2 separate regions of the Homo sapiens genome follow, and region 2 is linked to region 1. The links are chromatin loops, found by intact Hi-C in ENCODE. Cell type or tissue: heart left ventricle. All regions are shown on one strand. Links, peaks and the distances in the headings refer to the core of each region. The heading gives the core; the rest is flanking DNA. Region 1 overlaps LOC105377947 (a long non-coding RNA gene). Region 2 overlaps FYN (FYN proto-oncogene, Src family tyrosine kinase).

The links. Hi-C counts contacts between places; a loop is a spot of excess contacts. Peaks named below come from ENCODE experiments on the same cell type or tissue, not always from the same donor. Only the 100,000 strongest peaks of a DNase experiment are listed, where the experiment ranks them.
Region 2: a loop joins it to region 1, with 2.2 times the contacts of the local background. A loop is called at or near these places in 23 of 110 quality-filtered maps.

Annotation. Positions count from the first base shown.
Region 1 is chr6:111,988,574-112,004,040 of GRCh38, reverse strand. It overlaps LOC105377947 (a long non-coding RNA gene), which reads right to left. Exons shown (of 3, transcript XR_007059710.1): 3 at 13,135-13,512. Among named protein-coding and RNA genes, the nearest start is that of CCN6, 58 kb to the left of the region's middle. RefSeq lists an enhancer at 10,904-11,053. In heart left ventricle, for the core only: a CTCF peak has its summit at 6,720; a DNase peak (open chromatin) is centred at 6,760; H3K4me3 peaks cover 656 bases; H3K27ac peaks cover 1,125 bases.
Region 2 is chr6:111,797,504-111,812,970 of GRCh38, reverse strand. All of the region lies in intron 2 of FYN (FYN proto-oncogene, Src family tyrosine kinase), which reads left to right. Among named protein-coding and RNA genes, the nearest start is that of FYN, 68 kb to the left of the region's middle. RefSeq lists a silencer at 511-805 and an enhancer at 7,933-8,022. In heart left ventricle, for the core only: a CTCF peak has its summit at 8,240; no DNase peak of the experiment used is centred there; H3K27ac peaks cover 1,900 bases.

The sequences.
Region 1 (15,467 bases), core at 3,113-11,112:
ATTGACTTTATTTTCACATTTCTGGAGTCTATTGTTAGTTTCTGTTTATTGCCTGAAAAGAGCACAAAATGCCTAACTTTGAAGCCATTTAAATTCACCTCAGTTTCATTTAACCATACACCACAAACAATGACTTGGGATTTTAAACTCTAGAGATCTCTCTCCTCCTCCTCCTGTGCTCTCTCTCTCTCTCTCTCTCTCTCACCTCCCTCCCTGTTTTTCTCCCCACTCCCTCTACCTTCTTCCCTTCTCTTTCTCTCTCTCCTTTCTCTTCCCTCTCTTCTCTCCCTCTCTCTTTCCTTTTCTTTATATAAAAACATTTCCAGTACCTTCTACCAGTGATCTCCTCCTCTCATCCTTTTAACCCTAAAATTTCCAGAACCTGCAAGTTCCTGCTGATTCATAAACTTCTTGCCAAGGACCTCACCCAGGAGCACCACATGGCATCAGTTTTCCACGCACCCTGGAAATTCACTGCTTCTTATCCAGGCCTCTCAGTGACCCTTCTCTGCTTTTACTCTGAAAACTCCATCTGTTGAATTTCTCACTATGACTCCATCAGTAAGTGCAATGAGATGGTCAGTTTTATGTGTCAGCTTGGGTAGACCATAGTACCCAGTTATTTAATCAAACATTAATCTAGGTGTTGCTGGGAAGGTATTTTGTAGATGTGGTTAACATCTACAGTCAGTTGACTTGGAAGTAAATGAAATGGCCTTTAATAATGTAGGTGGGTCTCATCCAATCATTTGAAGGCCTAAAAAGCAAAAACTGAGGTTTCCCAAAGAAGAAATTCTGCCCTAATACTGACACATCAACTCCCACTTGAGTTTCCAGCTTACCACCTGCCCCACAGATTTAGCACTTGCCACATCCCCATAATCACATTAGCAAATTCATTAAAATAAGTGTGTGTGTGTGCGCGCGCACTTGTGTGTGTGCACGCGCACGTGTGTATGTGTGTCTCAGAAGAACCCTGACTGGCACACACATAACAACTAAACTACGTGTATTTGTTACAATGATGTGCTGAACACTATGGCATGGGAAGTATAAAGAATGCATAAGATGTCCATTTCCCCTAAAGAGCTTACAACTCATGGGAGAACCAAGATTAACTGTGCCTGAAACAACAACAACTTGTTAAAAATTATAAACATAGGGTTTAGATGTTTTGTGTAGACACCCAGGAGCTCAGCAGAAAGAAAGTCCAGTGAAAGCTGGAGGAGTCAGGGACCATTTCATGGAAAAAGTGGGTGTTGAGCTGACATGCCCTTGCTTCACCCTACGGTCAATTTTACTTCCTAGGAGAGGCCCTCATTTCAGAACCCTGGGATCCTCCTCTCTCCAGCTTCTTCTCCATGCTCCTACACTCCACCAACAGAACAATCTCTTATGACACCAGTTTCATGCAAGTTTAGATTGAGGAGTGATATGGTTTGGATTCATGTCCTGGCCCAAATCTCATGTCAAATTGGAGGAGGGGACTGGTGCGAGGTGATTAGACCATGGGGGCAGATTTCCCCCTTGCTGTTCCCATGATAGTGAGTGAGTTCTCATGAGATCTGATTGCTTAAAAGTGTGTGGCACCTCTCCACCTCTGCCATGGAAGACATGCTGGCTTCCCCTTTGCCTTCTGCCATGATTGTAAGTTTCCTGAGACCTCCTACCCATGCTTCCTGTACAGCCTGTGGAACTGTGAGTCAATTAAACCTCTTTTCTTCATAAATTACCCAGTCTCAGGAAGTTCTTTATAGCAGTGTGAGAATGGACTACTATAAGACGTCAAGAAATCTGCTTATCTGGATCTGTCACTAACTTGCCCTGGGTGCTTGGGTAAGGTACTTGAACTTCAGTCAACCTCCAAGATCTCTAGATCTCTAAATTCTAGGATTTCTTTCTACCACATCAAGCCTACACAATCCACCCAGTGTTTGTTGGGACTCTCCATAGTCCATTCTCGGTCTGCCTCTCCAAAACCTTGCTTTCCAACCTCTCCAGATGCTCCCTGCCCTGGCCAGTCTGGTCACCTCACTGTCTCAGAGCCAGACTGTACTGATTCCCACCCTTGTGCCTTTGTCTACATTAGTTCATTGTCATGCTGCTGATAATGACATACCCAAGACTGGGTAATTATTACAGGAAAACGGGTTTATTGGACTTACAGTTCCACATGGCTGGGGAAGCCTCACAATCATGGTGGAAGGGAAGGAGGAGCAAGTTACATCTTACATGGATGGCAGCAGGCAAAGAGAGAGCATGTGCAGGGGAACTCCCACTTATAAAATCATCAGATCTCATGAGACTTATTCACTATCACAAGAACAGCAGAGGAAAGCCCTGCCCCCATGATTCAATTACCTTCCACTGGGTCCCTCCCGCAACACATGGGAATTCAAGATGGGATTTGGGTGGGGACACAGCCAAACTATATTACATGGCCTTTCTTGCCTGGTGCCTTCTGAACTGTGCAATGCCTGTGCAAATCCCCATATCCCCGCTATGCCAGCTCAACACTCACTTTTTCCATGAAATGGTCCCTGACTCCTCCAACTTTCACTGGCCTTTCTTTCTGCTGAGCTCCTGGGTGTCTACACAAAACATCTAAACCCCATGTTTATAATTTTTAACAAGTTGTTTTTGTTTCAGGCACAGTTAATCTTGGTTCTCCCATGAGTTGTAAGTTCTTTGGGGGAAATGGACATCTTATGCATTCTTTATACTTCCCATGGCATAGTGCTAACATAAATCCAACAATTTTATCTCTACCGCACACTTTCTCATGCCTCTGCAGCATTTGGCAGTGCCAAGAACTCCTTCCTGAACTGCTGTCCATGTCTTCTCCGACACTCTCTCCTTCCTTCCCTCTTGACACTCCTTCTCTGGATCTCCCTCATCTGCCACATCAGTGTAGGCGTTTCACAAGGAATGTCTTCTCTTCCCTTATTAGAAACATCCTGGCAATCATCATTGATCTGTTGCCCTTAACTCTCACCTTGGTTGGGGAGAAAATTGTTTCGTACAGGTCTGCCTGTGGTCATGATTTCCAGGCATGTATGTTAACTCCTTACTGGAGCTGTGAACTTTCCACCTGGATATCCCACCAGCACCTCTAACTCACTGGGACTGAAATTAAACACATCCCTTTTCTTCCCAAATCTGATTATCTCCTCCTCCCTATTTCTGACTTGGAGATCAGATACTTGGGTCCAGCGTCTCAGCATTTGTTTGTTACCATTTCTTCTTCTTCACTCTCCATGTTCAACCAGATGCTAAGCTCTGTTCATTCTCCCTCACCAATATCTCCTCCACCTCCCTGTGCCTGCATTTCCACTGCTACTTCTGCTGCCCACATTTAGGCTGCAATGTTCTGTAGCCTAGCTGATGATCCTCTTTTTATTTCCCCTCTGCAACCCATTTAGAGGCTATGACTAGATTAACATTCCTGAAACACAGCTCTGATGCATTATTTATCTGATCAATATTTTTAAATCTCTTCCCAGTGCCTTCAACATGAAACTAAAAGTCCCTGACCTCTCTCTTCCACCTTGCTTCCCATTCTTCTCCCTCATGCACTCTAGGACCCATCTGAACTCAGCTCTGACTCTTCCCCTCACCAGGCCTGGTTGTCTTGCTTCTGGGGTGTTCTGTTCATGCCATTCCCCCTATCCGAAAGGCCTTCCTCCCCTGGGATCTGCTTGTCCAAATACCACCTGATTTTCAAGGCCCATCTCAAATATTCCCTGTTCCCTGAAGTCTTCTCTAATCCAAGTGAAAGTATTTTTCCCTCTTTTACATTCTCATAAACCCTAACTTTAGACTAATTATTTTCTGCCTTAAATTATAATTCCTGAACATGGTTTTCTTCTCAGCCTAGATTACAAACTCCCTGAGGGAAAAATAGGAAACTTTATACCACACCTTCCCTAGGTATTTAGCATTGTGTTTTGCAATAAATACATATTTCCTTAATTAATACATTCTGAAGGAAGAACCCGTAGGACTTGGTGTTTACTGGGGAAAAAAACATAAATAGAGGAATAAAAAGAACTTGAAAGTTTTGAAGTTTAGCTGAGCAGAAGGGAAATCATGACACTGGTAGGGATAGTGACTCCGATGGGTAAAGCAATTTGGGAGTTTAGGTGACAGTAAGGCATCTCAAAGGAAACGGCCACCAGGCAGCTAGAAATATGAGACTAGCAGGGAGCATAGATGTGAGACATACAGCTCTGAGAATCCATATGATCCCCAATGAATAAAGTGGAGAAAGAGAAAAGTATGTGTTAAGAACCTGAGCCTTGAAAAATAAGAGTATGGAAAACAAAGAAACCACAACATAAGAGCTAGAGAAAAGAACTAAGATTGTGAAGAGGACAGCATTTCCAGAAAGAGATGTCAACAATGTTAAATATAGACACTCACTGAACTGATGTTTACTGAGCACCTACTAGGTGCCTGGTTCTTTTGGATGTACTGGAAATAGAATGGCCAGGAAAGTCCTCACCATGGAGTTGACATTGAAGAAGAATGCTGGACACGACGGAGCAGGCCATGCAAATATCTGGAGAACATGTGTTCCAGGCAAGGGACAGCATGTTAGCTTCCTATGGTTTCCATGGCTGGATATAGTGTGAATCTCTGGCTTTTGATGGTCAACTCTAAGGGCGGCTCCTGCAGTGCTCTCTGTAACTTATTGGCTTTCACACATGGATGAGGGATTAGGTCTTTGTGATTTTCTATGCTCAGGGGCCCTATATGGGAACCACGTTGGTATTTACGGGTTTTTTTTTTTAATGGTGAGTTTATGGCTGGATCCTTGAGGACTACTTTGGACACTGTCTGATTCTTCTCTGCTTCTTCAGCACTGATTGTAGTAAACGGTGCTCAATATGTGTTCAACCATTGTGGACCATTTTTAAATGGACTATCAAAGGGAGACAAAACTGGACACTAAAGTGGAAAGGGCCTATTTTAAACATTAATAACAATTGCAATAGAGAAAAGAGTCCAGTGTGAACTGAACTCATCCTTGATTTGCAGATGTGGCTGGATATTTCAAAATGGGATTGAGGGAGTAGAGGCTCAGTAGAGTCAGAGAAGTGAAAAATTACAAAAAGTGAGAAGGAGGTGTTGATCCACGTGAAACCCACCTGGATTTGCTAATTGGCACTTATTGAAATTAGATTCCTACCCTACTACAGAGATTGGGTGACTGGGACCCTGTCTTTAGGTGTTGGCAGGAACAAACAGTAAATTCTTTTAGTAGCCTTGAGTTCTCTCAGGCAGGTGCTTTATGGGGGCTAGGGTCATCTGAGGGGTGCAGCTTTGAGTTTTTTGATACTTTGTTAGTGTTTGTTCAAGTGTTTATAGATCAAGGTCGAGCCCCAGTAGAGAAGAGGGCTCAGGGGAGTCTGCTAGTTTGGTCAAGAAGAGAATCTTTGTGGGGACAATGGTTGTTGCTAAAAGAAACTAGGACAAGTCTAATAGAAATTGTATAAAGGGTATTCACATGTAATATACTTCTTGCTTCTGATGTGTACATTTTCATAACTCTGAAAATGTCTCTGTAAGTTTGTGTATTGATAGGGCACGTGGATTAGGCCCTGAGAGTTAAGGCCCTTTAAGCAAATGCTTGGGTCCTTGATCTAATACTACTGGGAGGAGGAAGCACAGGTGAAATTGAGAAAGCCCCAAGCACCATTATGTGCTCATAGCTTAAAACACAACAGCAAAACATGGAGCATTTCTATGTTGAAGCTTGGTTAAAAGGCAACGGCAGGCCAAACCCAGTTATTACAGCAAATATGTACTGCAAATCTATCTGCCTTCAATTGGTTGAAGTTACAGGAAAATATATTCCCTCATTCCCTAACCCCCCAAACCCCTTGCAAAACACATCCCACAAATTCCCATCCCCAACAGCAAAGTCATGGGCCATGAACTGCGATGTTAGCCTTTCTCTAAAGAATCTGCTCCTGGCTCCTGACAGAGTTTGGAAGTCATCCTCTGGCCCCATTCTTCGCTGGGAATGAGCGCCATCAGCCTGTGCACACACTTGGCCTGCACATCACCCTGGAGACTCAGAACCTGGCTTCAGAAGAGTGGGAGGGGCAGAAGACGGAAGCAGAAAGCAGGGGCGAGGGCAAGAACCCCCTGGAGCTGATTGCTGCTCTGTGAACGCACCAAGGTCAGGGGAAGGAAATCTTCAATAGTCGACAGCCTCAGGTAGAAATGGAGAGCTGGCCACCTCTAGGGAGCGGCTGTCAGTGAAGAAGGGTGAGCGGGAACCCCTGACCTCCTCACAGCGCCCGGAGACATTGCTCTTCTCTCCTACTCTCCTGTCCGCTATTTCAACCACACACACACACACACACACACACCCTGCAGTAAAAGAGTTGATGCTTTCCTATGGGAACTCTCTGGTTGAAATCCTAAAGGCAAGTGAAAGGGCTTTTTAAAACCAATCCCAATGATCCGTTTGAGGGAAAAGAAATAAGGCAATGTTTGGAATAGCATCTCCAGCACTGATGGGAGTAAGTGGTACCAATGAAGTGAAATCCTCAGCTGTCAGTCCTGGGCTTCTCTACCAGGGGAAACAATGAGAAATGTTTTTTGTTACCTCGCCTTTGTTCGTTGGAAATTTGATCAGAATTCCCATGTCTGCTATTTTCCTTCTGTACGCTTAACCAAATGCAAAGTCTCAGGCTCACGCTAGAGGTCGCTGTTGATCACATCCGAACCTCACCTCCCAACGCAGGCAGGAGAGGCAGGCTCACCGCCGCACGTCTTCACTGCAGTGGGAACAGCCTGCAGGCTTTGGTGGCAGGAAGATCAGTTTGGCCACACCCGGTTCAGGTACAGCGCATCGGCCTGCGAGGACGTTGCTTTTTATTTCACAGACAAAAGTATAAAACGAGGATAAAGCAGATAATTAAAGGTGCTTCAAATTAATTTGAATTTTTTTAAGTACTGCATAATTTATGACGTTTCAACACTTCCCTTCCCCTCCCTGTCTGACCCCCCAACCATATCACTTCTTCCCCCACTTCCATTAAGCAGTTTGAGGAGTGTACAATATGAAGGACTTGAATAAAAGCCCAGGCTTAAATATGGACCATACCTGCAGTTAGCCGCTATCACTGACACCACTGGGCTTGTATCCTTCCCAGCTGGTTCTACGCCCAGAATATAAAACAGCTAAGAAATAAAATGACAAGACAACAGGGCCGATAACATTGTAAGCAATTACAGCCTCTCTTGATGCTGAGAATCCTAAAGACGCCACCCAAAAAGCAGTATTCTAATCGAAGGCCATTATTAATGAACCAGATCTCTGCTTGGCTGACTCCTATTCTTCCTCTCCTAATTATATTCATCTGCTCCTTCTTTGGTCCTAACTTTGGAAATTGCTTTCAGCACAGACCAATCCCAAAGGCGAGCTGGAAGCCAGAGCTGAAATAAAAGTCGGCGGTATTATCATTTTGAGGCAAGTCACGAAGTATTTATTGTTTGCTGCATTTCCACTTCTGCCCTTGACTCTAGACCCAAAGTAGAATTGCAGTGGTGATGCAGTGACATCATACACGCAGACACCGGTGCAAAGCAGTGTCTCATTCAACATTAAGATTGTGGCACTGACGGCAAGGCTTAGAAAAATTCCCAAAAGATAGGGTCCAGAGCACTGGTGTCAACTAAAAAAGGTTTATTGGTAAAGAGTGTGGCTTTGACAACCCCCGACATGGGAAGAGAGCAGAGGCTGCAACAGCCTAGCAGGGGCCAGGATGCAGCCACGACCGTGGCTTCTGTGAGGAGGCTTATTACATGAAAGCAGCCGAGAACTTATTACGAGAGGCAGCCTACACTTGGGTCCCAGGCGGAGGTGCTGTCACTGAGTAGGATGAGAGGAAAGGAACCTCTAACAGTGTTATAGCAGGAGGGACATGGCATAGGTGTAGTTTAGAGGGAAGGAATCTGACTGTACATATTTATTTATTTATTTATTTAGAAGGAGTCTCTCTCTCTTGCCCAGGGTGGAGGGCAGTGGTGCGATCTCAGCTCACTGCAACCTTTGCCTCCCAGGTGCAAACTTTGCCTCCCAGATTCAACCTGGGAGGTACAACCTCAGCCTCCCAAGTAGCTGGGATTACAGGCACCCACCACCGTGCCTGGCCTAACTTTTGTATTTTTAATAGAGGGGTGTTTCACCATGTTGCCCAGGCTGGTCTTGAATTGCCGACCTCAGGTGATCCACCTGCCCCAGCCTCCCAAAGTGCTGGGATTACCGGCGTGACCCACTGTGCCCAGCCCACCTTTTTAATATTGTGGTAAAATATACTGCTATGTTCTGAATGTTTGTGCTTCCCCCAGATTCATATGTTGAAACCTGATCCTCCAATGTGATGGCATTAATTTGGGGAGGTGACTCAGTCATGAGGGCAGAGCCTTCATGAATGGGATTAGTGCCCATATAAAAGAAGCCAGAGGGAGCTTGTTGTCCTTCTGCCATGTGAGGACACATAAAAGGCATTGTTTATGAGGAATAGGCCCTCATCAGACACCAGATCTGTAGGTGCCTTGATCCTGGACTTCCCAGCCCCTAGAACTGAGGCTGTTCTGAGAGCAATAAATTTCTATCATTTATAAAATGCCCATTCTAAGGTATTTTGTTATAGCAGCCCAAACTAAGACATATATATATATATATACACACACACATATATATATTATAAAATTTACTATTTTCATCATTTTTAAGTGTACAATTCAGTGGCATTAAGTAGATTCACAATGTTGTGCAACCATCACCACCACCCATCTTCAGAACTTTTTTATTATCCCAGACTGGAACTCTGTAGCCGTTAAGCACTAATTCCCCATTTTCCCCTCTTCTCACTTCTTGGCAACCACCAGTCTGCTTTCTGTCTCTGTGAGTTTGACTATTCTACGTACCTCATAAAAGCGGAGTCATACAATATTTGTCCTTCGGTGTCTGATTTATTTCACTTAGCATCATGTTTTCAAGGTTCATTCATGTTGTGGCATGTCAGAACTTCATTCCTTCTTAAGGCTGAGTGATAGCCCATTGTCTGTATATACTACATTTTGTTTATCCATTCATCTGTCAGTGGCCATTTAGGTTGTTTCCACGTTTTGCATAGTGTGAATAATGCTGCTGTACATACTGGTGTGCAAGTATTTGAGTTCCCGATTTCAGTTCTTTGGGGTATATGCCTAGGAGTGGAATTGCTGGATCGATAGGGTAATTCTGTGTTTCACTTGTTGAGGAACTACCCAACTGTCTTCCACAGTAGCCACATCATTTTACGTTCCCATCAGCAAAGCACAAACGTCCCAATTTCTCCACGTCCTTGACCACACTTGTTATTCTCCTTTTGTGTGTGTGTGATAATAGCATTTTAATGGATATGATATGGCATCTCATTGTGGGTTTGATTTGCATTTCCCTAATGACTAGAGATATTGAACATCTTTTCATGTGCTTGTTGGCTATTTGCATATTTTCTTTGGAGAAAATACCCATTCAAGTCCTTTGACCATTTTGAATAGCCATAACACTTTTAAACAGAATGCTTCTGTCCTGACTCAGCCACTTCCTTGCTGTGTGACCCTAAGCTAGTTACATAATTTCTCTGTGCCTCAACTCCTTCATCCCCAAGATAGAAATAGTAGTATCTATCTCATAGGATTGTATGAGGATTAAATGAGTTTGTATCTGTAAATTATATTGAATAGTGCAATAGTAGACACTCAACTAATGTTAGATTTATCTCTACATAAGGTGGCTTAAGAGGGGAGAGAATGGGTGTAAGGGAGCAGTGAGGAGACAGTTTCCTGCCACCAGTATTGATGGGAATGGCCTCGGAGATCTTCTGGACCAGAGCCTTTATATTACAGGAAAGGAAAGAGATAAAAAGATAACTCCTATGCCCAGTATCAAGAGGGACCCTTAACACCACCTCTCCAATGTCCAATACTCTTTTCACCACACTTAGATCTTTCTCTCCTCTAACTTCTGCTTAAGACTGAAACCTCGTGTTAATGTCCTCATGGGATATGACTTGAACATCTTCAAAACCACCTTGACAACCTGTATTGGCATCACAAGCTTGTATCAATGGGCTTGCAAAAAGTTGTGATTTCTGAGGATCAGAGTGGTAGCTGGTGTGAGCAAGAGGCAGTGAGTGTTGCCTCCAAAGTGTCCTTTGGGAGAAAACAAGCCCCAGTCTCTCCTCAGTGTTCAGCCTCTCTAACTTTGCAGTCAGTGTGACAGGTTCTTAATGACCTGCTCCCACCTTCCCCTGTTACCTCCTACATACGCGGGAGAAACCAATTAGAGTAGTGACTTGGGACTACGAGACCATCTGTCTCAGAGAGACCACTCTTAGGACCCCCACAAAGCACCCCAGTGTGCAGACAGCCTCACTCACTTCAGACGATGCTCTTAACTGAACAGAACCCTGCTTATCTTTGTGCAACTCCAATTATTCTTGCCTGCCAGCAGGTGTAATAATGCTAACTGCCTCTCAGCCCCCACGTGGCAGGTGCCACAGAAATAAGTGGATAAATGGACAGAAAATGAACCGAAGCTACACAGTCTGCCAAAGGCTTTCACAGCCCCTTGGAAACAGAACACCTGGCTTCACTGTCTTGTGAATCAATATGGCCTTTTCTTATAGTACCTAAAGCTGAAATTCATCTCCAATTCCTTAAACTGTCCTTCTCCAGGAGCAGAATTCATTTACCATCTGCTTTACAAGAATCTGGACACTCTATGTTTCTATCTTATTATAGATTCAGCTAATATGATTTCTCCCATCCACTATCCCTAAACAACACAACATGTGCTTTGTCTTTGACTAAGCCCCACAGCCTTCTCTCCATACAGGGTGCTTTCTGATGATTCACATCAAATTTCCTGTTTGGTTTCCTTTATGGGTGCATGGCTCCTAATGTTTTTACCCATCTTCTCATGGCGCATCCGGCCCAGGAAGCTTTACTGCGCTTGTTAGTTTAGCAGCTGTGCTTCTCCACTGAGGCTACCCCAGGTGGGAGGCAGCTGGAGAAGGACAGGATAAGAAATTGGAGATGAACTTCATTGTTGTTGTTGTTATTGTTGCTCATGCTGTTGTTTTAGAGACAAGGTCTCACTCTCTCGCCTAGGCTGGAGTGCAGTGGTGTGACCATAGCTCACTCCAGCCTCAAACTCCTGGCCTCAAGGGATCTTCCTACCTCAGTCTGCTGAGAAGCTGGGACTACAGGTGCACACCAACACACCCAGCCAATTTCGTTTTAACTTTTTGTAGAGACAGAGTCTCACTATATTGCCCATGCTGGTCTCAAACTCCTGGCTTCAAATGATCCTCCTGCCTTCCAAAGTGCTAGGATCACAGGCATGAGCCACCACACCCAGCCAACAATGTTTGGATTATTTTTTTCTTCCCTATACTTTCCCCATTTTTTTTCTCAGACTAATAATAGTGAGTTTCTATGACTTCCAGAGTCCTAGATACATCTTCTGTGATCGCATATCCAATGAGCACAAGAAAAATGAACAAGCTCCATCACCAATGCCTCCCCTGGACAATGGGATAAGGCCAAAGAAACCACAGCACAAAGGGTGGCCCCCAAGTCTTCCATTTTAAAAAAAGAAGTTAGAGGTTTTGTGTTTGCTCAAAGCAACTAGAAAGAATGATGGACCCCACACACAGAGATAGCTGTGCTATAGACAAGTGTTTTTCTTTTTTTTTTTTATTTCACTTTAAAAATTTATTTTCATACCAAAAAAATCATTCAAAGACAGTATTAAAAAGGATGTTTTTCAAACCGTGCTCCCCAGAAATGCCTTGGGAGAGAGAAAAGTAGAAAACAAGACAGAAGCAGGCTCTGGGGCTTCCTCCCATGATTCAAGCAGAGCAACCTGAGCTTAGCCGTTGTACACAAGCTTTTTTGGAAAAAGGGCTTCTGTGGCCCCAGACATACAAAACCACTAGTGTACTGTAAAGGTCGCTGTCCTGGGAGGCAGGGTCCCGGTCCCATCTTACCTCTATAGCCTTTGGCAAGACACTAAGCTTCTCAGGGTCTCCCTGCCACGTCTGAAAGGGTGAGGTGTGGACTAAGAGATGGCCAGGATTCTCCAGCTTTATGATCTTCTCTTCAACGTTATTTGTAGCCTTCAGATGACTGTGTCAGTTCCAAGTTGGAAAGACTCGGGACTGAATTCTAGTTCAGCCACTCTTCAGCTCTGTTACCTAGGGTCGGGGGAGGTCCCTGTAGTCTGAATGACCTTGTATGACAGATGCATCTGAATGTGTGCTCCCAGCTATGGAATCCAGGAGTGGCCAATCCAGAGATTTATTCCTTGTCTATGAGTAACATCTGAGCTCCCAGCCCATCCCGTGGGACACGGGCCATACAGAGGATTGAGGCCCGGAGCCTTAATGGACATTGCGAGGTGGAGGTCATTAAGGGGAGGGTGTTAGTGAAAATGCTGTATAAACTGCATGATGTTTGCAAGCAGCTTTGGTTCTCCTACCCATCCTGCTGCCACCAGACCATACAGATATCTTGTCCAGCCCACTGTCATTGACTCTCTCCCCTGCATGTGATCCCCTAATAAAACCCCAAGTCTCGTTTTCTGGCTCTGGGTCTCTTCTTCAGCCTCTTGAACCTAATGCCTTCCCTACAGAGGTTAATAGGCATTCGTCAAAACAGCCTCCTCCTCCCTGAAGTTCAGTTCACCCTCACCTGTAATCACTAATACTATCAATGACCTTGAAAGATTGTTGTGAGGATTAAAAATAACATATAAAACTTTTCTTGGCCCAAATTAGTTATTCAATAAAGGGTAACTATGACCTACCATGATTTTTATGCATGCAGCCTTTAACTCAACCAACCCAGTGCTAGGACTTTAACTTATGGGTATATGTCTAAAAGTTCACCAAGTTGTTCATTTGAGGATATTCATAGCAATAAAATGTGTAATACCAAAAAATAAATAAGTAGGATGTGTCCATCAATCAGACGGCAAATAAACAAATTATGCAAATATACCTATTTGTATATTTGCATTTTATAACCATTGACAGGTTTTTAAAAATTGATTTATCAAAATTGAGATTGTAGCCTATCCTTTTATTTGTTTAACCTCTCCATACTTCTCTGTATTAAAGGTGAGTTCAAAAAATGCTATTCTTCATCCAAGAATTTTATATTGTGTATCTATTGGTTAAAATAAGTAAACATTGATGATGATGAGGCTGATGATGAAGGTGGCGATGGGTCACATTCAGAGGATACAGGAATCCTGGGATGTCTTTTGGGGAAAAATGACCAATAAGGATGAGGCTCTGCAGATGGATTTTCTCTGGCCAGTCCTTTTTCCTGACCACATCCGCTCCACTTGATGAATGACTTGGTCCTTCTTGAGATCTTCAATAAAAATAGCTCTCTGACCCTTGTTTTTGTTTTTCTCCATTTGACAGCAGAGAACTAGGAGAAAGGAGAGTTTGCTATTCTCACCATATCTCAAAACAGTTAACTGAAAGCTCAGCTGGACGTCACTAGGGTTTAGTCTCAAGACATAAGCCTGACTTCTCAGTTTTCAGTGTGGGTTTCTCAGCAGTTGGGTTTGAGAGTGGTAAGACTCTAGAATCCCCAACCAGATGATCTGTCCCGCCTAACAGAAAAAGGTGATGCTGCCCTTATATATAAAGCTCAGATCTTTGAGGTGTCTGTTTTGTTCAGAATATTTCTTTTCTAACCACCTTTAAAATGAAATATGTATTCTTCAGACATACAGGCCAGTGCTAACCAAATATTTTCATCATACAGATTAAAACCTCTAGAATATTGAGCCAACACTAGTCCCAAAATGCAGGATTTCTGGTCTAGGAAACAAATTTATGAGTAGGTCCTCATATTGTTTGGTCCCCTTCTCACCTGTGAACACCCGGCACATACACACATTGAATGTCATACTATTTCCTCTGGTTTCAGGGCCCCATTACAACATCCTGTCACACCTGATTTCTTCTGAAGTGTGTCAAGCTCTGCATAACTTCTCCCTCTTCCCCCAATACCCCATACCTCTCAAAGCCTCCTACCCTTACACAAACTCGAATTTCTCCCTCCTCATATAAATGTCAGAAGGCAAGTAAGCTGACTAGCTCATTTCATTTACAGTGTGACTGACCTATGGCCTGATACTTTTCTCAAGGGAAGTGAAGGTTTTCACAGGGGCATTTCATACAAATCTTTACCCTGCTGAGATTACAAATCCTCTGTGTTTCCTTTCCTCTTGCCTAACCCAGCAGAGAATTAGATGTTAGCCCAAAATCTGTTGTAGGAGGGGTCCTGAAGGGGTCCTAGGATCTCAGTTTATGGAGAAGGCAGCCTCTTAACCCTAGCCTGTTCTGGGATCTCAACTCCTTTCTACTTTAAGTATCACGTGTTCTTTAGTCCCTTTATGCCTTCATTTCCCCATAGCCCAGAGCCCATAGGTTCTTATCCTCTCTCATTCATTTCCATTCAAGCATGCATTCACAGGCATTCTCCTGCTTGGTATTAACCCACTTGCCATACTTTCTCTTTCTAGTGGCTGCTTGGTTATCTGGGCTGATAACTGAAGGACTCATTTTTTATGACCATGGGCCTTTCTGATGCCAATCTTTTATGTATAACCATGCATCCCTGGGTTTGGGGAATACAGTATAGAGAAAAGTAACTAGTAAGTAAGCTAAGCGCACCATTCATGAAATCATCACTGCTGCCTGTGCAAGAGTTCCTGACATGTCCTGGGTGTACTCTGGGCAGCCAACACTTTCCTCCTGCCTCTGCCACTCTCTACCTTGAAGAGTCTTCCTGCAAGGACCTCTGCCTCCTGGCTGTCCTGCCGCTCCACTAGTTACTTTGTTGTGTTTCTATGGATCACAGTCTAGAAGTGGAGTCCTTCTTCCACTAGTGCTTAAAGGACTTTATTATTCCAAAGTGTGAGACAGTTGGGCCCAGTCAGTGGCTTGGAGCTGCCAATGGAACCACTTTTTCATTTGAGTAAAATTTTTATCTTTTTAGTTTCCCTTACCATTGGAACATAGCACATGTCCTCCAAACTAGGAGATATTGTGGAATGCTGGCTGTGCAAACTATCACCAAAGCAACCTGTTGATAAGTCAAAGCTAAGTTTATTGCCTACGGGAGTAAAGAAAAATACTGCTCCTCAGAGTCTTGGAAGCAACTTGAAAGGAGAGGGCTGAGAAGGCATGTTTATTAAGATTGTAAGATCTGGTTTTAGGTAGGTCTTTCAATGCGGGCGTATGGTTAGGTTTGAGCAAGGATCATGATATTATAATTTAGGATTGCTGGAAAAAAAAACAAGGCAGAATTTTGAGGCAAGAGGTTTCAAGAGTCTTAGGGTGTAAAATGTCATTTGATGTTTTATCTTAAAG
Region 2 (15,467 bases), core at 4,808-12,807, 190 kb after region 1:
AATGTGTACATGAGGGCAACAATCGTGTATAATATCTACTTGGCACTTCACAGAGGGCATGACTCTTTCCATAAAAATATTTAGTATGTTCATGATGTCTTTTATCTAAAGAATTTCATGCTTTAGATATTAGTCAATTCTCAAAACACTACTCTGAGGAAGGTGAGTGACACACCCCTTTATAGACGAAGAATTTGCAGTTGAGGCTGGTTAAATGTGACTAACTCAAGATTAACACTGGTGGTAGGAGACTTGTCTCTGGCCTCATTCTGTGCCCATGACCTGCTCTTTGACCTTCAGGAAGCTTTATAGCCTCCTCCTGTCCAACCTCCCTCCCTTAAAAAAAAAAAAAAAAAAAAAAAAAAAGGAAAATTTCTGATTTAATTACCTCCATAAAGGAAGAGTGATAATTTAGCTGTGTAAGCATATTTGGTTTCTAAGTATACAACTAAAGTATTTCTAGCCATTTCTCCCCAAACTTTTTTTCTTCACACAGTTCCACAAAGTGCACACCAAGCAGATGGTACAGACAAGAACATGGGTTATTTACAGCCAGTAGAGTAGACGAAGGCATATGCGCTAAGCCCTCTTAAACCCACTCCCTGGGAGCCATTAACACATCCATTTAGATGAAAGAGTCCCGAGGTTTTGCCATGGGCATTTCTGCTACACTCCCCTGAAGCATCGCCATCTGCCCTGCCTCCTCCCAGAGGCCTTGTCACCCCCACTCCTGCCCAGCCACAGCCCTGTTCTTCCGAGTGCCCTCATTCACTTAGATGCAGAGCTGATAGCAGTTGCTCTCTGTTTTTCACTTAAGCCAGTTTAGCTCTATGTCTGTCTGACTTCCTTCTACCTCCAAGGATGTACAAGGCTCTTTACAAGGCTACCCTTGGGCCAAATTCAGTTCCCTACAGTTCCATGTAAGTGTTTTGAGCACTGTCTACACTTTAAACTGGGTCCTGGGGTGCAGAGGGTCCTAGGACGTGGTCCCTTGGAGCCAGTACATTTGTTTCTTCCTTTGTGCTGCAGTTTCAAGGCTATACCTGTGATGCCTGGAGAGTCCCGTTCTTCCAGATCTGTAGACCAGCTCCCTCTGCTTGTCCTTGGCCCACAATAGGCGCTGCAGTGCCCACGTCTAATCTATATAATCTGACAGTTTAGCAACCCACAGCTGACTAGCAATACCTTCTTCATTTTCGAACTCCAAATTCCTGGCAGAACGATCTAATTAGTTTAACTTATCTTTTTAAACCAGGCTACAACTTGTAGGTTCCTAGCCAGTATAGGGATGAGCCTCCCTTGCATCAGTTGTTCACCCCTGCCCCATCATATGTAAGGTCACCCCTACCCTCATCATATGTAAGGTCAAGTAAGGTTGGAACAGATTCCCAGAGAAGGGGATAAGGGTGGGGCAGTCACCCAAAAATGTGCAGATGTGCTTTGAGAGATCATGAAATATAAAACTACATTCTGCCCTTTGTCTTCAAACAAGTCTATTTGTGAAACTGGATTCAGTTAGAATAAGGAACACAGAAGCCATTTGACCCACATTGTCCAGTGTTTGCAGTACTTACATTTACAGCTCCAATCCTTATACTGTACACATACCCCAAGCCCTACAGCCTGCTACTACCCATTATGGCATCTTTAAAACGTTTCCTTTTGAAAGTTTCCTCTAAACTTGATGGCTTCTGTAAAATTAAAGTCTGTTTGTTTCCTGTAATTCTAGCAACTTAGTAAATCTAAAGAAATTCATAAATGAAATCATACAGCATTAAAAACTTTCTGTATCTTGTGTACCTAAAACTGAGCTCCTAGAGTTAACAGCTCCTGACTACTTGTATATTCAGCAAAGGCACAGGCAGAAGACAGCCATGTTTGCCACATATATCAGCTGGTGCCGGGCAAGGTTGGCTCCTGTGCCAAGCAGCTCCAATTATTCTTTAGTAAAACACACTTTTATTCATTGAGGAGCAGTTGCTTGCCAATGTATTATACAATTATATAGTGAATGGAGAACAACGGATGCATTGTAGAAATATTTTTAAAACAAGTAAACAACAGTGGATAGGAAAAGGACCCTAACTCCAAAGTGAAGACTGCTGACATATGGGATTTAGCAAAGCGCGAGTGTAAGGAAGAGTTCAGAAGGACAGAATGCTTTGTTTCAAACACCTCTTCCTGGAAGGGCCCCAGGCAGCATTCATTTCTGCTCCACCCACAGGGTGGGTTTTCGGGGAGGCACAGGGAGCAGGGGTGTGTAGGCATGTGTGGAAGTGGGTGTGAGTGCACCCAGGCACTGGGCTTCACACTCGTATTTGTAAGAAGAAAAAAGACAGCATACATTGGTTGATTTAGTGCTTCCTGAGGTCTTAACTTGAAAGGAACATGAACATAAATGTAAATTTTTCAAGGGGTTAGAGTTTGCGGGTTTGGGTGACTTGGGATGAAACAGGGCCGAACTAAAACATCTAAGAGATTTACAGTTCACACAGGAGGTAACCATTGAAAGTGTTTGCACTTTCAATACCGCAGAATATTCAGTATTTTTACCAGACCGACATCAAGTGGATTCACATCCCATGACTGATTGCACTTGTAATTTAATTCTGCCTGGATGGCCCTGGGATACTCTCAGTGAAGGCCTTCCATGAATCAGAGGTTTTTCTCTTCCCATTCCAGTGACAGCCAAAGGCCCCCTTGTTAGACCTGATGCCAACAGACAAGGAGACCACCTTTACCTTACCCTCATGATGTATATTCCCATATTTTCATCCTAATAGTGATATAAATCTTTAAACCTTAATCCTTAATCATTTATCATAGGCATCTCTGTCATATTATGAACAAGACAGGATTCAGATTACAAAGCAGTTTTACTAAATTTTTATTACCCTCTTTGAGCTACAGCCATCTGACCAGAGAGCTACTACCTTCACTGAAAGGATTGCTTTTTATAAAGTAAGGAAATCAGTCATTAATCCCTATTTGAGGGCAGTTAGAACTAAAACCTAAGTTTTTCTGATTCATGAGGTGTACTTAGTATTACATCAGTGTTTCCACACTTTAGTCATTTGTATACTACCTTAATGATTTTTGCTATATCTATGTGCCACCTTTTTAAGGGAAAATATATATTTTCCCTTGAATTTATTTTTTCTACTAAATTTTTAAAAGAAATTTATATGACCATCTCAAGTAGAAAACCGATATTCTTTGATAGAAATGATAACCATTAAAATCAATAAGTGAAAATAAGAGAGGCCCATGCCTGAAGGCTCCGAGCCTAAGGCCACACCTCCCCAGTGAAGAGGGGGATTGGCAGGTGTTGGAGGGTGTCACTGACATGGCAACATCTGGCTGAGACTTTGGTGCCTGAAAAATATTGGAAAATAAATAAGGTTCATGTTCTGTGGTTTGATGTTAGTGCCACCTAACATCTGCCATGTGTTTGTGAAATAACCTGGTGTATCCCTAGGAGCTCACATCATTCCCCATGCCACGAAGCACCATGACTAATCCAGAGGACTCAAGAGACTCGTGCTTATTCTTCACTTATGCTGATGAAAAGTGCACATGGATACAGGGAAATGTAAATGTCTCTCATTGGTTACCCACTGAAGGTAACCATAGAGTAGAGAATGGCAATCAATCGCGATGCCTCCTGAGAACTTTTTCAGGTTAGTGGAACTGACGTTAGTTGTGTGGATCTTGAAAGATGGGATAAAGCTATTCTTCAACCCATTTATTTTAGACTACCTGAAAGCACATCATATGTTTGTTTGCCAAGATGGAGGTAAAACCTAACTGGAAAATCATATATTTTATTTTTAAAAGGCCACTTTTGCTATAGGCCATGAGTATGGGCAGTTAAAGCTTAGTATCTTTCCATTTTAAAAATCTGAGATATTTTCCTTTTCTGTAGTGTATTTATTTTTGTTTCTTTTAGGAAAAAAGCAATGGGGGCTTCATAAAACCAGATAAACACTTACCGAGTTTAACATAAAACACATTGAAACCTTCACTACATGGCTAAAGTAAGATATCATTTCTTGCATGGAATAGGTGCTCCATAAATATTTGATAAGAACATTTGTGAATTTATTGTTGAACGACTTCTCTGGACGAAGTTGTGTCATTTCAAAAGTTACTGGTAGAACTCTGCAGTTACCTATAGCATCAGGTGCTTCCATGAGTGGGTGTGGCACAGCCTTTAGCTGCTGTCCTGTGTGATGATGGTGGTGAGGGTTTGACACTCCCTGGTATGCTTGCTTTTGAAGTTTTGCACCTGGCGTCTTCGTCATACTCCTCTGTATCCAAATACTCTCCACTCTGCTCTGTGCCCCAGAAAATTGACTTCTATGTACAACGTCAGTGAGTTCCTTTCCCTTTGGTTTCTAGTTGAGTTTAGCAAGAAGAATGTCCAGAGACTGGAGGGAGGGAGAAGAGGGAGGTCAGAATATCTACCCACAGTGGGGTCCCTCCTGATTCGCTACAGCCCTGAAATGGGGTCACTATCCCTGTCAGGCAGCCCTTCCGTGAGCGTTTCTGTCCAGGTTCTGGTGTCTGCTTCCTCACCTTGCCCCTTCAGCCTTTAGGTATAACAGAGCCACCCTACCTGTTTCCCCCTCAATACTAGCCCAGGGGGCTGCACTAGGCCTTGTGCCCTGCTCACTTCTTGGCAAATACCCCTTTGTGATAATTTGAGGGTGCCACCTGTCTCCTGCTGGTACCCTGATTGATAGAGAGTGTGTTTGCAGATTTGCTGCTTCAGTGCCTTTGTAACACAGCAAAGCTGAGTGGTTCCAGAGGGACTGACCTCTGATCTCAGGTTTTTTTTGTTTTTTGTTTTTTGTTTTTTTTGAGGCTGAGTGTTGCTCTATCGCCCAGGCTGGAGTACAATGGTGCAGCCTCAGCGCACTGCAACCTCCGCCTTCCAGGTTCAAGCAATTCTCCTACCTCAGCCTCTCGAGTAGCTGGGACTACAGGTGCATGCCACCACACCTGGCTAATTTTTGTATTTTTAGTAGAGATGGGGTTTCACTATGTTGACCAAGCTGGTCTTGAACTCCTGACCTTGTGATTTGCCCACCTCGGCCTCCCAAAGTGCTGGGATTACAGGCATGAGCCACCACATCCGGCCCTGACCTCACCTTTAATAGCAGGGTGTTCTATACCAGTGTGGTCCCCAAACCTGGGGGTGCTTCAGAACCCCCTGGGGAAGTTATGAAAATGCAGGTTCCAGGCCTCACCTCCCAACCTATTCATTTGGAGACACTTAGGATGCCTCTAAGGCTCTTGCAATGATTAACCTTTTGTAGTTGACTGGATGCAGAACCTGATAACATAGCACCCAAGCCTGGGCAGCCCTCTGAACAGGTGACTAGATAAAGGGCACTCGATCCCTGCTTTTTGTGCCATGTGTTAGTCTTACCTGGGGGTAAGTGAGTGAGTAATCAAGAGAAACTCCTGCTGGCTGTAAAGAAGAACTATCCTTTAAAAATACAGTATAATACAAAGTCAAGAAATCAAACTAATTTGAGAGAGAGTGGAAGAATTGCTCTTTTAACTCCTTGTTAACAACAGTGAACTGATCCATTAGCAGGAGTGACCAGACTTCCCTGGCTCACTGCACAAGATTCTGAAGAGGCCATTTTCCATTATCCAGGAGTAAAGCCCAGTGTCTATTTTGCCCTGGAGTTCCTCACCATCGTCTGCTGAGAAACAAATTCTTGTGTGCTACAAAAGTACAACTCAAGATATGAAATGTAACTAAATACAAGACACTGTTTTCCTACAAAAAATATTATAAATAAGTCCTCTGTTAAAATAAATCCCTCAGTAGATCCCTTGTTATAAGCCCATGAAATGAGTAGTCTGTCCCTGTCACACACAGCGCAGCCAGAAAAGGCATCAACATTCCATTCTTCCAAGGGAAACGTGAAATCAGAGCTCAGCACTCTGAATGAAACAAATAGCGTGTGGAGGACAATCAGCGCTGGGGTCCGGAAGACATGAATTCAAATCCTGCGTGGACCCAGGGGTCCATTTCTCCTTCCTAGGCTGTTGGGAGGATTGAATAAGAATGTGAAGCTCTTGGGGCATGTAGGATTCTCAGCCTCCCACTCCCACTCCTACCATCTAAAACATTTCCCACCCTAGTCTCGGCATAGTTAGGAAGATATGAAGATAATGGGAAGGTGCATTCCACTGAGTCAGCATGCCCAGGTGCCAGCAGCTCTCTGCAGTGGGTATTGCAAAATTATAAGACAGAATTTCTTGGTCCCCAGTTGGTAATAATTTACCTCACCTTCAATAGTGGGCCGGGACATTCAGCAGCTCCATCTCCTGCAAAGGTCCTATGAGGGTCACTCTGCTGAGGCTAATTGCCTGAGAAGGATAGTACACTATCTGTTTTGCCACATTTTGTGATTTACTTTGTTTCAAGCCTTTTCCTTTTGGTGGTTTGGTGAAATGCTGTTAGCTGATGGGTTGTGGGCATGAAGGTGAAGGGTCATCTTGGACCGAATAACCTAGGGACAGGGATCCTTCCAGGAGGGCAGAGCTGGGCCGAAGGGGTGTCCTCCTGACCCAGTCAGGGGTGCTTGAGTAATACTGATGCAAGTGTGTCCCACCCCCTCCTCCTCTGGTTAGCCTTCAGAGCCATCTAGACTGATGTGCTCTGGAAAGAGAGAGATGGTTCTTTATGGCCCCTGGGGTTATATTTGACCAACGTCCAGGTTCCAGGAGTTACAAGCTCGTGCAATTGTATTTCATCTCCGAACACAAGCTGGTTAAAAAGGAGAAAGTTCAGTCAGGCTTTGTGTTTTCTACAATCTAAATTAGATGCTAGTGCTGGGGCACCCTAGGAACTGCGTGGGAAGAATGTGGTGACCAGTCTACACGTAAACCCCAGCTTCCTACTGCACCCATCCCACTTCCCCGTTCCTTTTTTCCCTTATCTACAGGGTCTTCAACTGCCTCAAGAGCTGTTGTGGGCTCAGAAGAAAAGGAAAAGACTAGGAAAAGCAGAAACACGCTGGAGGAACTACTGTGAGAGCCAGCTCCTAAGTGGTCCCAGCTTCCCCCACCCCTCTGCCTACTTTTTTTTCCACTTCAACTTTTACACGGCCTGTAATTCAGTCATTTTAATTTGAGGTTGTAAATGACCTTTAAAGAAAAAGCAGTGGTTTCAGAGGGGGCTGATGACTCATTAAATGATCAGTGATGCATGTGTATGAGTTAATTCAGCCAGCTTGTTCAACCAAGGGAAGGGGGAGGGGGCTGTGCTTGGAAGGGTGGTCAGTAGACAATTCAGGTGCCTCAGGAAGAAGGGAGCCAGGTGGGATGTGTAATGCTGTGAAGCCGATAGGAGGAGCAGAAAGGGGGCCAGTGTAGGAGGGCAGAAGGAACCTGAACCACATGGACCCTTGTTTTATTCTGCGTAAAGACTGGTTTGGTGAGGCAGCCTGGTACCTAAGACCAACAACAGCAGCGTCTCACATGTGTAGAGTTGCCAGATTTGGCAAACAGCAAAATATAGGACACCCAGTTAAATTTGTATCTCAGATAAACGATGTATAATTTTTAATGTAAGTATGTCCCAAATTGTGTATCTGAAATTCACGCTTATCCAGACATCATGAATTGTATCTGGCAGTGTTCACAATGGCTTAGAACCTGATATTTGACAGCTCCGTGAGAAAGATGTCTGTCCCACTTTAGTGATGGGAATGCCAAGGCTAAGAGGGGTTGTGGTTGCCAGCCTCTTCGCTGGTAGAAAAGAAGCCTTCAAAGATAGTGTTCCTGCTCCTTGGCCATACATGTAAAACGCCTTGTAGGACTAAACAGTTGTCTGGCAAACACACTTCGAGTCATGTGGTGTTTATCTCGGGGTAGCAGAAAGGGCACTAGATTAAGGGGAGGCCTGTTAGAAAGGCTGAAGCAGGCTGAAAAGGACTCCTGGAGGTTAACCCCTGGGTTAGGTTTAAGGCAGAGAGGCCTGGAAGAAACATAAGAATCACCTGGTGTACTTTGATAAAGAAGCTGAGGACTAAGGAAGTGATGTGGTGACTCAAATCACAGGAGAAATGACCAGCGAAGCCTAGAGCAGCATCAGGGTTTCTGAAGTCCTCACTGAGTTCTTTCTATTATATTACATGGTGCTGACGTAGCAGATTCTTATTAAAGCCTCCAAGTTTCCACACAACGCCACAGTACCCACTGGTGGGAAGGACCACATACTGCTTATGAGTCACAGCCCTCGTTTTCTTTTCTGTTGGTGTAAGTACTGCCTAAGTATCCCCTTGTTACCAAGAGGCTGATTATGTGTTATACCCCAGTGAACAAAGACTAGGGACCAAAAATTCAGGTTGTGCCATTTATTGCATTGGACGTAATTTAGGGCATGGTGTGTTTGTTTCCAAAATCCAGCTACTCAATAGAATGAAAGAGAAACTTAAAGTTTTACCTCCTTCTGGATTTTTTAAAAAATTCATTGGTTTTGCGATGTAGCATCCTATTCCTGTGTGGAACAGGGATGCTGGAAAGCCGCAGTCCCAGTAGTCTGCTTATGAGCTACTGGGGACCTCTACAGCATCCACCTGGGAAGAAAGGAATGCCCAGAACAGAGGGTGCCGCTTCTAAAGCTGAGGTCTCTGTTCCCCAGTTCCCCCCAGTTCCCCCATAAAATCTGAGGGTTTTATGATCACAGGGGATGTGGGTGTTCTTCAAGCCTGACTTTGGCCTGTTTTTCTGAATCCTTAAGCATGGCCCTCGTATATTTTCAGAACGATGATGTCTCTTCCTGCCTTTAAATACACAGGAATGAAATGTTCCATTTTGGTTTATTTGGTTTACTTTAGCAGCTTTTGATGTAAACTGTGGGTTTCAGCATAAGAAGACTTAAGTGAAACTAGTAGCTGTATCCACACTGTCTCATCCCCGCAGTCAATTAGCACGTGGGAAACCATTTTGAGGGGAGGAGGTCATTTCTGGGAGAGAAGAAGCTTTTCCTGTTCTCTTCTCATGTGGTTTGCTCCATTCCTAACACTATGGATATTTTTTTGGTGTTTCCTTGGAAAGCAAAATATCCCATATTAACATACCATGGCTGCTTTGGGAAGCTGTGCATTTCCGCAGATTATTCCTTCAGGAAACTCTACATTTGCGCTGTTGGCTGCAAGAATGAAATTATCCTTGGCAAGTTGTTTCATTTTAATCTCAGGAGCAATGGTGTTAAATGTTAGCCAGTCAAAGCCATAAGCAAAGACTGTTATTCAAGTTTCTGTGTTAACCCTTTATCTCTGTGGTCTTTCCCCACCTACCCCACACCCCCATGCCCCAGGAGTCACTGGTTCAAAACACTATGAAGTGGATTACTTCCTTCCATGATACTAACAGTATTTATACTTGACTCTTCACAGATTGGAGAATATGAAACAGAATGTGAAACTAAACAGCTGAGGATATATGATGAATGAAACTGGCTGGGATCTGATCAGTTTTATAATTTGCAGTCCTCAATTCAGAGTAGTTTAGGAATAAGAAAACCTCTTGGACATTTATTAATGTTACCGGTTGACTTAAAAAAAAAAGATTGTGGGGTAAAACCTTACTTCCACAGTCAAGCCATAAAAGTGGCATGATTTGGGAGAGAAAAAAAGGTTATAATGAAGCCCAAATATTTGAAGTGATTGAATTAATACTTTCAGAGGAGTGCCCCTGAAGGGCAGAGTGATTTGGAATATCCAGAATATTAATACTACCAGTTAGCCAAAAGCAGTGCTCAAGGGATGAAGCAGGAGCTTGGCCTTGGAACTCCAAATGGCCTTTGAGGGTTAGTGGGAAGCAGATGTTTTGAGGCAGTTGGAGGATCTTGTGAACAGTCTTCAAAGCAGGTGGAGGCTTTTTAATAAAGAAAAGTGGGTAAACAGCTAGGCTGCTGGATTTCCATTTTTCTCCCTTAGAAGAACTAGATTCTGGTCATCTTCTGGTCCCAGATTATACGATTTCCTAGCCAAGAAAATCATGTATGATTGAGAAATCTAGGACTTTTTCCCAGTTTATTTAAGAAACCCACTCTACATCTATGTTGGTAAATAGTGGTTAAGTGGACTGTGGCTCTACTACGTTCCTGTCCCACAAAGGAATAAGATGCTGCATTGTAAATCCAATGAATTTTTTTTTTTTTTTCAGCCAGAAAGAGTGTTCTCACACTGCTATGAAAAATTACCTGATTGGGACCAGGCACGGTGGCTCATGCCTGTAATCCCAGCACTTTGGGAGGCTGAGGCAGGCGGATCACTTGAGGTCAGGAGTTCGAGACCAGCCTGGCCAACATGGTGAAACCTGTCTCTACCAAAAATACAAATTAGCTGGGTGTGATAGCAGGCACCTGTAGTCCCAGCTATCGGGAGGCTGAAGCAGGAGAATCACTTGAACCCAGGAGGTGGAGGTTGCAGTGAGCCAAGGTCACACCACTGCTCTCCAGCCTGGGCAATAGAGCGAGACTCTGTCTCAAAGAAAAAAAAAAGGGATTACCTGATTGGGTTATTTATAAAGAAAAGAGGTTTAATTGGCTCAGAGTTCCACAGGCTGTACAAGAACCATGATGTTGGCATCTGCTCAGCTTCTGTGGAGGCCTCAGGACATTTACAATCATGGCAGAAGGCATGGGGGAACCAGGACTTCACATGGCCAGAGCAAGAGGAAGAGGAGAGGGGGAAGTGGGAGAGGAGAGGGGGAGGTGCCACATGCTTTGAAATGACCAGATCTCATGAGAACTCACTATCATGAGGGCAGCACCAAGTGGGACATCTGCCCCCATGATCCAGTCACCTCCCACCAGGCCCCACCTCCAACATCTGGGATTATAATTCAACATGAGATTTGGGCTGGGACACAGATCCAAACCATATCAGTATTGCATTGTTAGTTAATGTGGGATATGTATATTGCTTATCTGCCAAGTAGGCTACAAACATTTTGAATGCTGAGATGGTGTCTGGTGCTTCTCTATTCCCTTCATTGTCATCTATCCAGTGTCTTGCACCTTGTTTAGTCATTCATTACACAGAGATCTTCCCCTGGTGCCTAACAGATTTAAGCCAGGAGTTGTGGGGAGCTGAGATGGAGGCAAAGCCATTTTCTCAAAGAATGCTCACATATGGTTTGTCCACAGAACACCCATATATATGTATGTCTAATACCAATGGAAGTGAGAGGAAGGAGTAAGACAAAAACAGTGCACAACCCAGGCACTGTTTTCATTTGTCACAGTCTCAGATACACTTGCTACTTTTATAAGTGGCTTATGTTTTTCTAGTAGGATCTGGACTACTGGAGAGACTCCCCAGTTTACTGAGAATTGAGAGTGAACGACGTATTCACTGATGTGTCTAAGTGGCTGGTACGGAAGTTCTGTTGAATTTTGGTATTCCAGCATTATCCAACCAATCATTTCCCTAGCCAACAAATGTCTATATATATTTGTTCAATTAAACTACATGTCGTAAGAATTGGCATTTATTCTGCTTCCTGGCAACTAGGCAGGTGATAAAAGAAAAATGGGGAGCTCCTTTGAAAAGCCACCTAATTCTAAATAAAATGTACACGGTGTATGGAGCTCTGCCTTGATGATGATGGCCATGGTTTACCTTGGAATATGTAAATTCAGTACCCCCTTAAACCTGAAGTGCTCTAAAATCTGCTGTGTGGGAAGTGACCACTGAGCCAGAAGATCAAGATACTACCCTGTTGTTGCCAGTGGTTTGAGCGTTGCTTGGCCACCTGCAGCATCGCCAGCGGTGCACACAGTGTTTCCAGATCTCTCAGGTATGAAACTAGACTCTCAGTGGCTAAATGTACACATCCCCATTCTTCTCCCACTGTGCATCTAATCCTTAATGTTGTGGACTTGTAATTTGTTGGCAGAGGTCCTTCTACTGTCTGTGAAGCATCAGGATGAAATGTAAGGAAGTGTAAGGTGACTAAGTATGAACGAGCAAATAGTGATTAGACTTTTAGATTCAAATTTTGCTCTATTCTTTTCTTAAATCATGGAAGTTAGTCATTTGCCATTTATACTTGTCTGTCTGCTGCAGCCCCCATGGGTTGCTATCCTCTGGGGATATCAGTAATCTGGCATTTGATTTCCCATGAGAAGAGTTGAGGAGAGAACTGGAGATGTGGGCAGGAGAGGGTTAAATCTAAAGCTGGGCTTCCAGACATTTGAGGCAGAGCTCTGTGTCACTGCAAAATAACCTGTTCATTAGGAATTCTGTGGCATCATCCTTGGAACTTAAATTCCCATTTTCATCTTAGTGGGTATTTTTGTAAGCCAGTGAATAGTATTAACTTAAGCTCAGAAAAAAATGGGATGAGCCTGTGACAGATTTAGGAAGCGCGGTTGCAGTCGTTCCCGTTTTAGATCATAGTAAATTCCTTCTGCATCAAGCTCACTTTTTGTACGTTTTCTTTTCCTCCCTTCCTCATATTCAATATCCCTTCGGCAAGTTGTGTCCATCCCTCCTGCTCCACTCCCGTGAGTGGCTGTGAGGACTCGTCCCACAGAGCCTCCCACAAGCTGTAGAGCCTTGTTTCTCCCATCCCCCGGATCCTTCCTACCCTGTGCTGAGACCTGTGCCTCATTTTCAGCTCTTCTGGGGTACCGTGTTATTACTTGAAAGAAAATTTGAAAGCATTTTACGTTGCTTATTACAGATCATTAATGGAAGCTCCACTAAACCCTGGGAATTTATTCTCTCATTGATGTGTATATAACTCCTATTAACATTAATAAAGTTGTTTAGAATCAAAGAGCCAGCAGAAACCCGTAATAGAGAATCCATTTTGATCCTGCTTCACAAAGTGACTCATACCCACAGGGCATCAACAAGCATTTTAAAGATAATTTTTACAACTCCCTTTTTAAAAGTACAGCAACTACTGAATATATCATGGCACACTCGTGTCCTTCGGAATAAACCCTGCCGGTTACCATTTGTACAGGACTGCCCTACCTGGGTGGGAAGCTGCGAGGTTTGTCCATATTTAACCAGTGCTGGAAATGTCACCCGTGGCTGCCTTCCCTGCACGTTTCCACAGGGGAGCTGGCGTGTGCGGGACTCCCACATAACAAGGGTGGACAAGGCATGGGTGCAGTAAGAAGGGAATTGCACAAGTGACAGCCTCACAGACAGGGGGCAGTGGAGATGTCCATTCACCTGAACCACTTGTGCCCTGCCCTGCCTCAGTGGCTCTGGACAGGCAGCATCATGAAACGGAGAACTGAGGGGTAGGGGGATTTTAGTCCAGATATTGTGAAGCTGTCTGAACCTATTAATACCATTTACCAATCCTTACTTGATGAAAGGACCACAAGGAGACGGAAGATGTCAGAAATTAGTAGTATGTATCTGGGAAAATATCCTTAATCTTTCACATAAAATGCGAACACCAGGGGGTTAGAGTTGCACTTTCTCTGTCAGTGTATTGGTACACTTGTTATTAAGTCATGTCAATAGCCAGTAAAGGGAAACATCTCAACTAGGCACATCCCATTTTAATGTCTCTGTATTTTTCCCTCTCCCCACCTCTATTTCCACCTCATCTTCTAATTTTTACAAATGTTCCCAATGTTTGGGAAGTGAGTTCAGTTTGGGAGAGAGACAGGATATATCTGCACATTTACTTCTGATTTGGACATATGGTTGGCATCCTTCCTGTGCCCTTGAGTCTTTTCTTAGAAATGTTAAATTTTTAAAAACTTGTTTATTTTTGAACGTTGCTTTTTTAGAATCACCCTTCCTAAAAGGGAGAGAGGAAAAACTGTAAGTGAATCTTATTAGATTTTTGAAGTGCTCATCATAATTGAACTATTTCCCTAATGACTGGTAGCATCTCACCTAGATTTGTCCTTGGAATGGTTCCTGAACGTTTCAAGATCTTCCAGTTCCACTTTACTTTTGGCTGTGGTTGGAAACATGGGTGTTCATTTCTGTAATTGTTAATCTGGATATTCTGAGGAAGAAAAATATGGAATATCCCTTTAATCACTGAACTTTATTTCTGACCCTTTATGTTTCCTAAAGAGTAAATATACAATTTTCAAAGGAAGGAAACAACAGTAGCTATTAACATGTAGAATCCATCTGGCACTGTATAGATAAAAACAAGCCCAGAACGCTTTTTGTTTATTCTTCACCACAGTGCCACGAACTGGGTCAGGATTATCCTTGTTTTACAAATGAGGCAGCCAGAGCCAGAGAGGTGAAGCCAGCCTTTCTCAGAGCCACACATCCAGGAAGGGTCAGAGCCCAGATGAGGTGGGAGAATTGAGAACAGGTCTGCCCAGTTACTACCCAGCCCAGACTTCCACCGCATCTTGCAAGGATCAGGGTATGTAGGACAAATGTCAGCCCAATGGGTCATTTGTTCCCGGGGACCCAGTTTGACCCCCTGGTACCTAACGGAGTGCCAGGAGCATGACAGGCACTCAGTAAATATTTGTTAAATGAATGTATTGTCAAAGTCAAAGAATTCACTAAAATGTGTCATCTCATCCTGGGGACTGCCCTTGGCCACTGCTGAATCTGTTTTGAAACCTCTTTGCAGGCGAGTTTAGGAATATATGAATATATTTATTTAAAATAACATTACCAGAATTTGCGACATGTGCCAGTGTGGTTGAGGCCTCTGGTGGCTAAGGTCTTCAGCAAATTAGAGATGCACAGTAGAGGTGCTATGTGTATACTTTCTCTTTGATTTAAACTTATTTAAATAACTTTTTTTTCCTGACTTTAAAATTTTACTTGTAGAAAATTTGGTAAGCTATAAAGAAGAAAATGAAAATATCTCTTAATCACACCATATTGAGATAGCAATGTTAAGATGTATTTAAACTAGGGTCGGGCACGGTGACTCAACACCTGTAATCCCAGCACTTTGGGAGGCCGAGGCGGGCGGATCACCTGAGGTCAGGAGTTTGAGACCAGCCTGGCCAACATGATGAAACGCCGTCTCTACTAAAAATACAAAAATTAGCTGGACATGGTGGCACATGCCTGTAGTCCCAGCTACTCAGGAGACTGAGGCAGGAGAATCACTTGCACCTGGGAGGCGGAGGTTGCAGTGAGCCAAGATCGTGCCACTGCACTCCAGCCTCGCCAACAGAGTGAGACTCCATCTCAAAAAAAGAAAAAAGATGTATTTATTTTGTCGTTTTTGGGAGGGGTGTGTCATGTGTGTGTGTGTGTGTATATATATATATATATATATATATATATATATATATATATATATATGAAACTTTGATTTTGAGCTTGTTGCTTCTTTCATTTAATATTAAGTTGTGATTGTTTTCTAATGTAATTGAATAATAACTGAAGTTTTCCATTGTGTGAGCAGACTAATTTATTTAACCATTCACTATCCTATTACTATGCAGTTAAATATTCTCATATTTG